Linked DNA regions of Homo sapiens: regions 1 and 3 are each linked to region 2. Evidence: chromatin contacts called from ENCODE Hi-C or POLR2A ChIA-PET data. All regions are on one chromosome and are shown on one strand. The core of a region is the stretch at or near the end of the contact, and the rest is flanking DNA. Distances in the headings are between cores, read along the strand shown.

Region 1 (2,700 bases), core at 182-2,681, 970 kb after region 2:
ACCACTTGCCTGCCTTTCTCTTTGCCAATCTGAGTCCATTACCATTTTCTTGAGCTAACTCAGACATCATTTTCTTTAGATACTCTATAGGAGCACCTAACATGGCGCTTGCCACAGAAATGATTGACTGTTTTCTCTCTGTACATCCTCATTAACTCCAACTCAATAGAACACCAATTTAATTTGCCTCCTTTGTATAAATGTATTCAATCCACCCCGTATCACTGTAGAATATCTATACATTGTTCTAGAATTACTGTTTTCTTATTTTATGTGGATCTGGCTTGCTTTAACTATTTCAAAAATGGAGGCTACGCTTTTTTTTTTTGTTTTTTTTTTTTTGCCTCTTTCCATAGTGCCAGCAAAGAGCTTCTAAATCACGACAAACAGTAAATGCATGTTGATTATAAGTAAAACCTATTTTTGCTTTCACTTTCCTTTGATATGAAAGTCAATTAAATAGGCTGCAGAGAACAGGGAGTTTAGAAGGCTGAAATAAGAAAAATATGTAGCCTGGAAAAAAAATGGAGATGACCAGTAAGCAAAGTGAAATTGTATATACTGCAGACTGATCGGCTCTATCCAAATGGGTGCTCCTTTTGGATATGAGCTCATTCAAATGGTAAATGATTTCATTCAAAACTTTCCTTTGGGAAAAGTCACTTGGAGAGTCCACTTTACATAAAAGAATCCAATTTAATCTTCAGTGGAAAAAGTGGAATTGGACGAGGGCAGAGCTCTCCTTTCATTTTAGAGAATAAAAGTGGCAGCCTGGATCCTGGTCCAGTCTCTGGTACTAACTAGCTGTGACTTTGATACATCATTGAGTCCATCAGAGCTGACTGACTCCCAGGGCTCTCCATAGCAATAATGGTAATAAAAATAGCAAACATTCATGGAGTTCTTGCTGTGTAACAGGCACTGTGCTGAGGATTTTTCATGCATTATTTCATTTAACCATCATTCCTTGAGACAAGTACTATCATTAACCCCAACTGAGGAAACTAAGGCTCGGAGAGATTAATTTGTCTAAGATCACAAAGAAAATGTATTTTGGTGAAACTATTCATTCAAGCCTAGCTCCAATGTCCATTCTTCTTTCCTCACGTCTACATGAGACCTTCCTTATCCCCATATTTGCAAGCAGAGTACATTATTCTGGGCTTACTGAATGCTTTATGCACACAGATATTTTAGCGCTTCTCCCATTGTATTTTGCTAATTGTTTTTGCATGTCTCTCCTAGCTGACTGCAAAAAATGAATTCAAGAGCTGTATTCTATTTGTCTTATTACTCTCATCACTTACTGTAGGGCTTAACAATTAATAGACTCTCATATGTACCAAAATATGAACTCTCAAATTTGTTGTATCCTCAGAGAGGTTGAGTAACTGACTCAGGTTCACACAGGAAGTACAAAGTGAGACCGGATTTTGCATTCCGGCATCTGACCGTCCCCACTTCCTATGAGCATCACTGTCCACTCAGAGTTGTTCAAGCCAATGCAGAAACCAGGGAACCATTCTTTATAATAATTCCCTGCTCACAATTCCTGAATTCCTGCCCCCTTCCCCCTTTCCACTCCAGTCATTGTTTCAGCCCATCACCTTCTCCCCAACCCTCAATCACCATGGTAATTCAGATTACTGCCTTCACTCGCCTGGATTACAATAGTTAGGGTGTAGGATTTTGGCTGACCCCCAAAACAAAAGATTAAAAATTATGGATGACTTTTATAAACTACAAGCAAGTCTTACAATTTCCCTCAGAGACAAAGATATACTTCTGCCCACTCAGCCCTGAGTAGCTTCAATCATGGTTCTCTAGTAAGTTAGAATTATATTTTCTCCCCGTGACATAAATTTCAGTATAAGGATCAGCAACATTGCTCCAGTCCTATAAATCATATGAGGCAACCAAATAGTCTCCAAGATTCTAGCTCATTTGCTGTTCATCTGTTTTAAGATTGCATTTCACCAGTTTATTTCAGGGTGTCTGCCATTTTGGCCCCAGTTTTGATAACTGCAGATTGTTGTTATTTTAAAGCCATTTCATTGCTCAGTCTTGCTGGGGCTGGGGCCCTGCCTTGCTCTTGCCCTCACTAAGCTGCATTCTGGTTTCCTGCCTACCTCCCTTGGCTTTGAATAAATACCACATGCTCTTGCTGTGCTTTTGCTGTGCTCTGCCACCTGCAGGGCCCTTGGTCATACTGTGTTGAGACCTCCTTGCAGGAGTGGCCGCTTGCCCTTTGCAGCCAGCATTTTTCAGATAACTTCCCTCCATGCTCCTGAAACACATCTGTCTCCCCACTGCCTGCCTCCTCTCAGGAATAGGTCTTTTTTTATTTTGAGATGGAGTCTCACTCTGTCGCCCAGGCTGGAGTGCAGTGGCACGATCTCAGCTCACTGCAACCTCCACCTGCTGGGTTCAAGTGATTCTCCTGCCTCAGCCTCCTGAATAGCTGGGATTACAGGCGCGCAGCACCACGCCCAGCTAATTTTTGTATTTTTAATAGAGATGGGCTTTCACCATGTTGGTCAGGCTGGTCTCGAACTCCTGACCTCGTGATCCACCTGCCTAGGCCTTCCAAAGTGCTGGGATTACAGGCGTGAGCCACCGCACCTTGCTGGGATGGGTCTCTTTACAGGTACTGGAACTAATTTAGAACCACAAATGTCCCTTTGATAGCTACTTATTGCA
Region 2 (2,700 bases), core at 82-2,581:
TAAGGTCACACAGCTAGTGTCAGAGCACTCAAACCCTGGTAGTATGACTCCAAAGTCCCTACCCATCACGTTGCATTGTCTATCAAAGTCAAACATCCAGAGTGGAATAACACTGTAAAAAATAAGACCAAACAAAAATCTTAGAATGAAATACATTGAAATGTTAATGGAGCTTGTCTAAGGTGAGCCTGAACACTCCGAACAGAGAGACTTTGCGTGTTTTCTTTATACTTTATTTCATTTATTTTATGCATTTTCAAAATGGTTTAATGGTTATCTTAGTTTTACAATAAAAATATAAAGAACTTTTCAAGTGACAGTATTATTATTTTAACCCCTTTTTAGGGGAGAGTTGCATTTGTTTAAGTCTTAAGCTCATTAATAGAATCCCTGTTTGATTAAGGAGCTCACAAAATACTTACAGAAAGGAGTAGAAACATAATTATTCAGTCCTAAAGTGGACTTCTTAGTCACTAAATTCTGATCAAATTTCAAAATTCTGAGGGTCAGAAGACCAGCACACGGTGACCTTGTAGCATGTGATCATGTATAATGCTTACAAATTAGATTAGGGAATTAAACGGGTGGTTTTAAAAGGCCAGGCAGGAAACAGGTGGAGAGCAATTATTTGTACCGTTCTTTCCATTTCTTTCCTTGTAGGTAAATCTAAGCTCTGTGGTGCAAAGCTTTTCTTAAACTAGCCTCACTGTCAGTTAGGTATTTTGTTTTGTCTAGAAAAATAAATATGCATTGCTGATGGCCAATTCAAATAGTATCTAATATAATCCTCAAAAGAAAGAGGAATCTAAAAGAAGTATCCCAGTAAAAATAGAATTTTAGTTTAGTTGGTTCTTTGTAAAAAAGTTAAAGGGAGGTCTGAGCTTAAATGAGGATGTTGTACCAGTGAGAAAGAGCGCCATGTACCACTACCACTTCCTGTTTTTAACCTATAGTGGGTAGAGGGCTGTGGGTTTTGTGGGCACTCCATTTATAACTCTTGACACTCTTGATGTGTCCTCGTTCCTCTTTTCCCACTCCACAAGGACAAGTCGTTTCCCTTCTCCTCAAACCTAGATCCCTACTCTTTATCATATTCTAAAGATGTTAACTCTTGAGTGACAGAAAAATCCCATGTGACTGTTGAAGTAAAGGAATATGCTGTTCTCGGTGGGTATTTGGGACTTTTGTTCCGGTAGAAAGGTGGATTGGGGGCTTCATTCATATTTTCCCATTCTGTTTTTGTGGTAACAAGACACATTTAAGGAGAAATAGGCGGTTTAAGAGGAGCACCCAATGGACTTGTTGCTCTCCTCCCCACAGATGTCAGTCATCTTGGGCAAGTTGCTTAGCCTCCGTTAATTTTAGTTTTGTAGTCGCCCAATGGGTTCACCTTGCCTGCTGCCTAGACAGAACCACTTTATTGAGACAGGGGAATTGCAATGGAGAAAGAGTAAGTCATGCAGAGTCAGCTGTGTGGGAGACCGGAGTTTTATTATTACTCAAATCAGTCTCCCAGAGCATTCGGGGATCAGAGTTCTTAAAGATAATTTGGCAGCTAGGGGCTTGGGAAGTGGGGAGTGATGATTGGTTAAGTTGGATATGAAATCATAGGGGGGTGAAGTAAGATTTTCTTGCTGTCTTCTGTTCCTGGGTGCAATGGCAGAACTGGTTGGGCGAGATTACCAGTCTGGGTGGTGTCAGCTGATACATGGAGTACAGCTCTGCAAAATATCTCAAGCACTGATCTTAGGTTTTACAATAATGATGTTACCCCGAGGAGCAATTTGGGGAGGTTCAGACTCTTGGAGCCAGAGGCTGCATGACCCCTAAACTGTAATTTCTAATCGTGTAGTTAATTTGTTAGTCCTGCAAAGGCAGACTGGACCCCAGGCAAGAAGGGGGTCTTTTTGGAAAAGGGCTGTTACCAATTTTGTTTCAGTCAAACCATGAACTGAATTCCTTCCCAAAGTTAGTTCGGCCTATGCCCAGGAATGAACAAGGACAGCTTAAGGGTTAGAAGCAAGATAGAGTTGGTTAGGTCTGATTTCTTTCACTGTCATAATTTCCTTGGTTATAATTTTGCAAAGGCAGTTTCAGTTTCTTTATCTATAAAATGGGGGTAATTAACAGGGTTGTTATAAAGATCTCATGGAACAATGTACACTTTACAACTATCTTTTCTTTTTTAAAGTCCTTTATAAAATTAAAAGTCAATCTTACCTAGCCAGCCACACAAAAGGAGGCTGCGGGTGGCTTTGGTCTGCAGGCTGTCCCTTGCTGACCCCTGATATAGATGCAGATCTTTGAAATCATGTGCCTGACATAAGGTAAAGTCTGTGGCCAGAGAACAAAGCAAAACTAACTGGCCCACAAAGGAGTAGTTTTCTAATTAAACCAACTACCACTCTGTGAGTAATAAAAGTTCAAGCTAACCTTGAAAATCCAACTCTCTGCACCACACTTAACCTGCTCTACTGTGATAACTCCAACCTGGCCTACTGTAAACCAGATGAGTGAGCAGAGAAGGCATTCTACCAATCATGGAGGTAAATAATGCTGTAAAACCATAGCCAGTATAGTTAAGTTGTCTGTTGCAGGCTAAGAAAAATACACTGTACCAAAACAGAGATCACACTGCTGTCCTTGGATAGGACCAAGGCACCTGAGGCAACTCAGCATAAATAGGACTGAGTGAACTCA
Region 3 (2,846 bases), core at 334-2,833, 550 kb before region 2:
GTCACTTAGCTTCTTTCCTCACTTATTTACTCAAAATTCACCTTAGTGAGGTCTTCCCGACCAAAATTTCAAAACCCTCCTTTAAATCTCCTTTTCTGATTTTTAAAATCTTTAGCATTTCTCACTATGCACATTTTTCTGCATTATCTTGTTTATTGAATGTCTCTGTCATCAGAATGAAAGCTCCATGGGGGCAGTAAATAGTTATGCAATGAATGAATGAATGTGCTTGCATATATTTTTACCTACTAAGACTCTATATCGTCAGAGAACCTAATATACCATATGGCACTCAGTAGACCAGCTGAGTAAGAGGAAGATCTAGAATCCTAAGGCCATTCCAAAGAATGGCACATTTGAAAGGGTGCCTCAGCGTGAAACACTCAACTGGCTACATAATGAAGGCATTGAGTGTTAGAAGGAGAGGAAAAAATCCCTAACATGGACATAATAACTTATGTCCTTTTCTAGACTACAGTGCCTAAGGACATCTCTGGGTCCTAGGCACATTGTTTATATTTAGTAAAAATTTATAAAGATTACTGATACATAGTATTTGGCAAAGAAAGATAAAAACTGACATATAAACTATTTGCTTATGAAGGATAAATTTAAGGTTAGATAAAAAAAAAAAACCTCATGTTGCTATATTGTATGACGGGTATGGTTTGCAAAAAGCATAATCCAGGGCCATTTTCCGCATTATATTAAATGGTGTTTCTATACTGAAATCAACTCCAAACTTATACCATAAAATATTGTGAAAATGTCATAGGTAGTTAGTGCAAGGTAGTTTTTAAATAGGGAGTCATTACTTTCGAATATCCATGGAACTTAACATTTTCTTACTTAATTTTTATCAAAAGATTTCAGGGAGTTTGGAACGTCTCACAAAATAGCTACTGAACAGGAATATGGAGAGAAGCAAAGTTTGTTAACTGGAATAAAATAAACCTACTTGGAACTTGGAACTCAAAATTCAAGCTCACTTACAAGGTGTCTGCCATGCCCTGCTCACAGAGTATACATTCCTGGTCAAGAATGTTAAGTCCTAAATAATCCTATCTTGGATGACACAGGAACTGATGAAAAAAGATAACCCAATGGCTTTATCACACCAAATATTCTATCACACAGATCAGAAAGAAGTTTTGACTCTAATCCCACTTAGTGGCTGTGTGAACTCAAGTAAGTAACTTAACCCCACTGATCTTCCATTGCCTTGTTTCAAAATGAGAATAGCATATTAGCACTGCCTTACCCAGTTGTTGTGAGGAGCTAATAAAATACTGTGTGTTAAAACGTGTGGTAAACCCTGAAGTGCTATACAAATGTGATGTATTATTTTTGTTCTTTAAAGGTCTTTTGACACCTAATCTTTGCCTCCATAAATGACCTCTTTGTTTTCAAGCTTGCTTTTGTCTGATCTTACACTGGCTCAAATTTTAATCTCTTACCTAGTGAAGTTATTTCTTTAGACCTTGCCTCTGCCCAGCTCTTTCTTGGACTACTAGAACCTAATTACTTCTGTGGCTTCTGTTTGACTCAGCATTCAATAGTATGGTTACTCTGAGCCTGCCATGTAAGAACTGTGAATGTAAACTAAGGGCTTATCCCCCTGTCTACTGTAATCCATCTAAGTAATATGCAATATTTGAGTGTAGATGACAAGATGGCATGAAATTTCACTTCTCTTTCAGAGAACGAAACCAATTCCTTATCTTTAAGAAGGTTTACTTGAAAGGACTTTCAGTTTCTCTTCATAAAATAATGTAGAAACCATTATTCTTTCTGTTTGCCTCTCACCTCAGCACTGGGCTGAATGTATTTATAAACTAAAACTAGAAAGAATTCTTGGTTTGCAAAAGATTTTAACAGAAAACCAGAGCTGATGGCTAATACTAGCAGGAGCAGGGTCTGTGTACTGGTTTCCACTTCATTAAATAATAGCAGCATCCAGCAGATACAGCACCTACTAAGTGCCTGAGTTTTTACATGTATTAATTCATTTACTCTTCACAACTATTATTAGCTCCATCTTGCTGTTGAGGAAAATAATTGACATAAGGTCAAACAGCTAGTAAGTGGAAGAGCTGGGATTCAAACTCAGGCCATTTGATTCTAGAATAAGGTCATATTCTTAACTCTATGTTATATTGCTAATAATAATGATTATTATGATACTGATAACAAAAAAAATGTATTATTTCTTGTTGCATAACAAATTGCCCCGAAATTTAGTGGCTTAAAAGAACAAAATCACAGTTTCTGTGAGTCAGGAATTTGGACACAATTTAGCTAGGTACTCTGCTTCAGAGTCTTTCACAAGCTGCAATCAATGTGTCCTGTGGGGCTGTAGTCATTCCAAGGCTCGACTGGGAAAGGATCCACTTCCATGCTCACTCACATGGTTATTGTTAGAATTCAGTTCCTTGCAGCCTGTTGGACAGAAACCATCCCTAATTCTGTGCCAGGTGGGCCTCTCAAACATGGTAGTTTGCAAAGTGTGAAAGCTGGGAAAGATATAGAGTCCAGCAAAATACAAGCCACTGTCTACTGTTAATAGACATTAGTATTTCCACCACTTTTGTCATACTCTTTTTATTAAGAGCAAGTAACTAAGCCCACACTCAACTGGAGGGGATTACACAAGGATATGAATACCAGGAAGTTGGGATCATTGGCAGTCACATCAGAAGCTGCCCACCTTCATAATAATTAACATTCTATAAATATAATAAGAAAATAACATTTATTGAGAGCTTACTATGTGCCTGGCAATAGTCCAAGCATTTCACGTATATTAATTCACATAATCCTCACAACAAACCTGATACATGAATTAG

The links. Hi-C counts contacts between places; a loop is a spot of excess contacts on that map. ChIA-PET counts read pairs that join two places held with the same protein, here RNA polymerase II (POLR2A). Pooled maps may share reads with other maps.
Region 1: a loop to region 2 is called in a pooled map, with 3 times the contacts of the local background. The contact joins two enhancer-like sites. A Hi-C loop is called at or near these places in 3 of 37 single-sample maps with no recorded cell type and 6 of 50 pooled maps. POLR2A ChIA-PET finds 5 or more read pairs at or near these places in 1 of 52 experiments (CD4-positive, alpha-beta T cell).
Region 3: a pooled map shows a loop between it and region 2 (5-fold over the local background). The contact joins two enhancer-like sites. A Hi-C loop is called at or near these places in 1 of 168 maps with a recorded cell type or tissue (CD14-positive monocyte) and 6 of 50 pooled maps. POLR2A ChIA-PET finds 5 or more read pairs at or near these places in 2 of 52 experiments (BJ and OCI-LY7).

The regions. Positions count from the first base shown.
Region 1 is chr12:47,191,845-47,194,544 of GRCh38, forward strand. The region is part of intron 2 of PCED1B (PC-esterase domain containing 1B); the gene reads left to right. Among named protein-coding and RNA genes, the nearest start is that of MIR4698, 5.4 kb to the left of the region's middle. Within about 2 kb of position 1,432, at least 4 of the 41 ENCODE cell types and tissues checked have a DNase peak (open chromatin) inside an H3K27ac peak, as active enhancers do; they include CD4-positive, alpha-beta T cell, where a contact is called at or near this core.
Region 2 is chr12:46,217,225-46,219,924 of GRCh38, forward strand. The region is part of intron 5 of SLC38A1 (solute carrier family 38 member 1); the gene reads right to left. Among named protein-coding and RNA genes, the nearest start is that of SLC38A1, 50 kb to the right of the region's middle. Within about 2 kb of position 1,332, at least 15 of the 41 ENCODE cell types and tissues checked have a DNase peak (open chromatin) inside an H3K27ac peak, as active enhancers do; they include CD4-positive, alpha-beta T cell, where a contact is called at or near this core.
Region 3 is chr12:45,667,593-45,670,438 of GRCh38, forward strand. No RefSeq gene overlaps it. Among named protein-coding and RNA genes, the nearest start is that of LINC00938, 59 kb to the right of the region's middle. Within about 2 kb of position 1,584, at least 4 of the 41 ENCODE cell types and tissues checked have a DNase peak (open chromatin) inside an H3K27ac peak, as active enhancers do.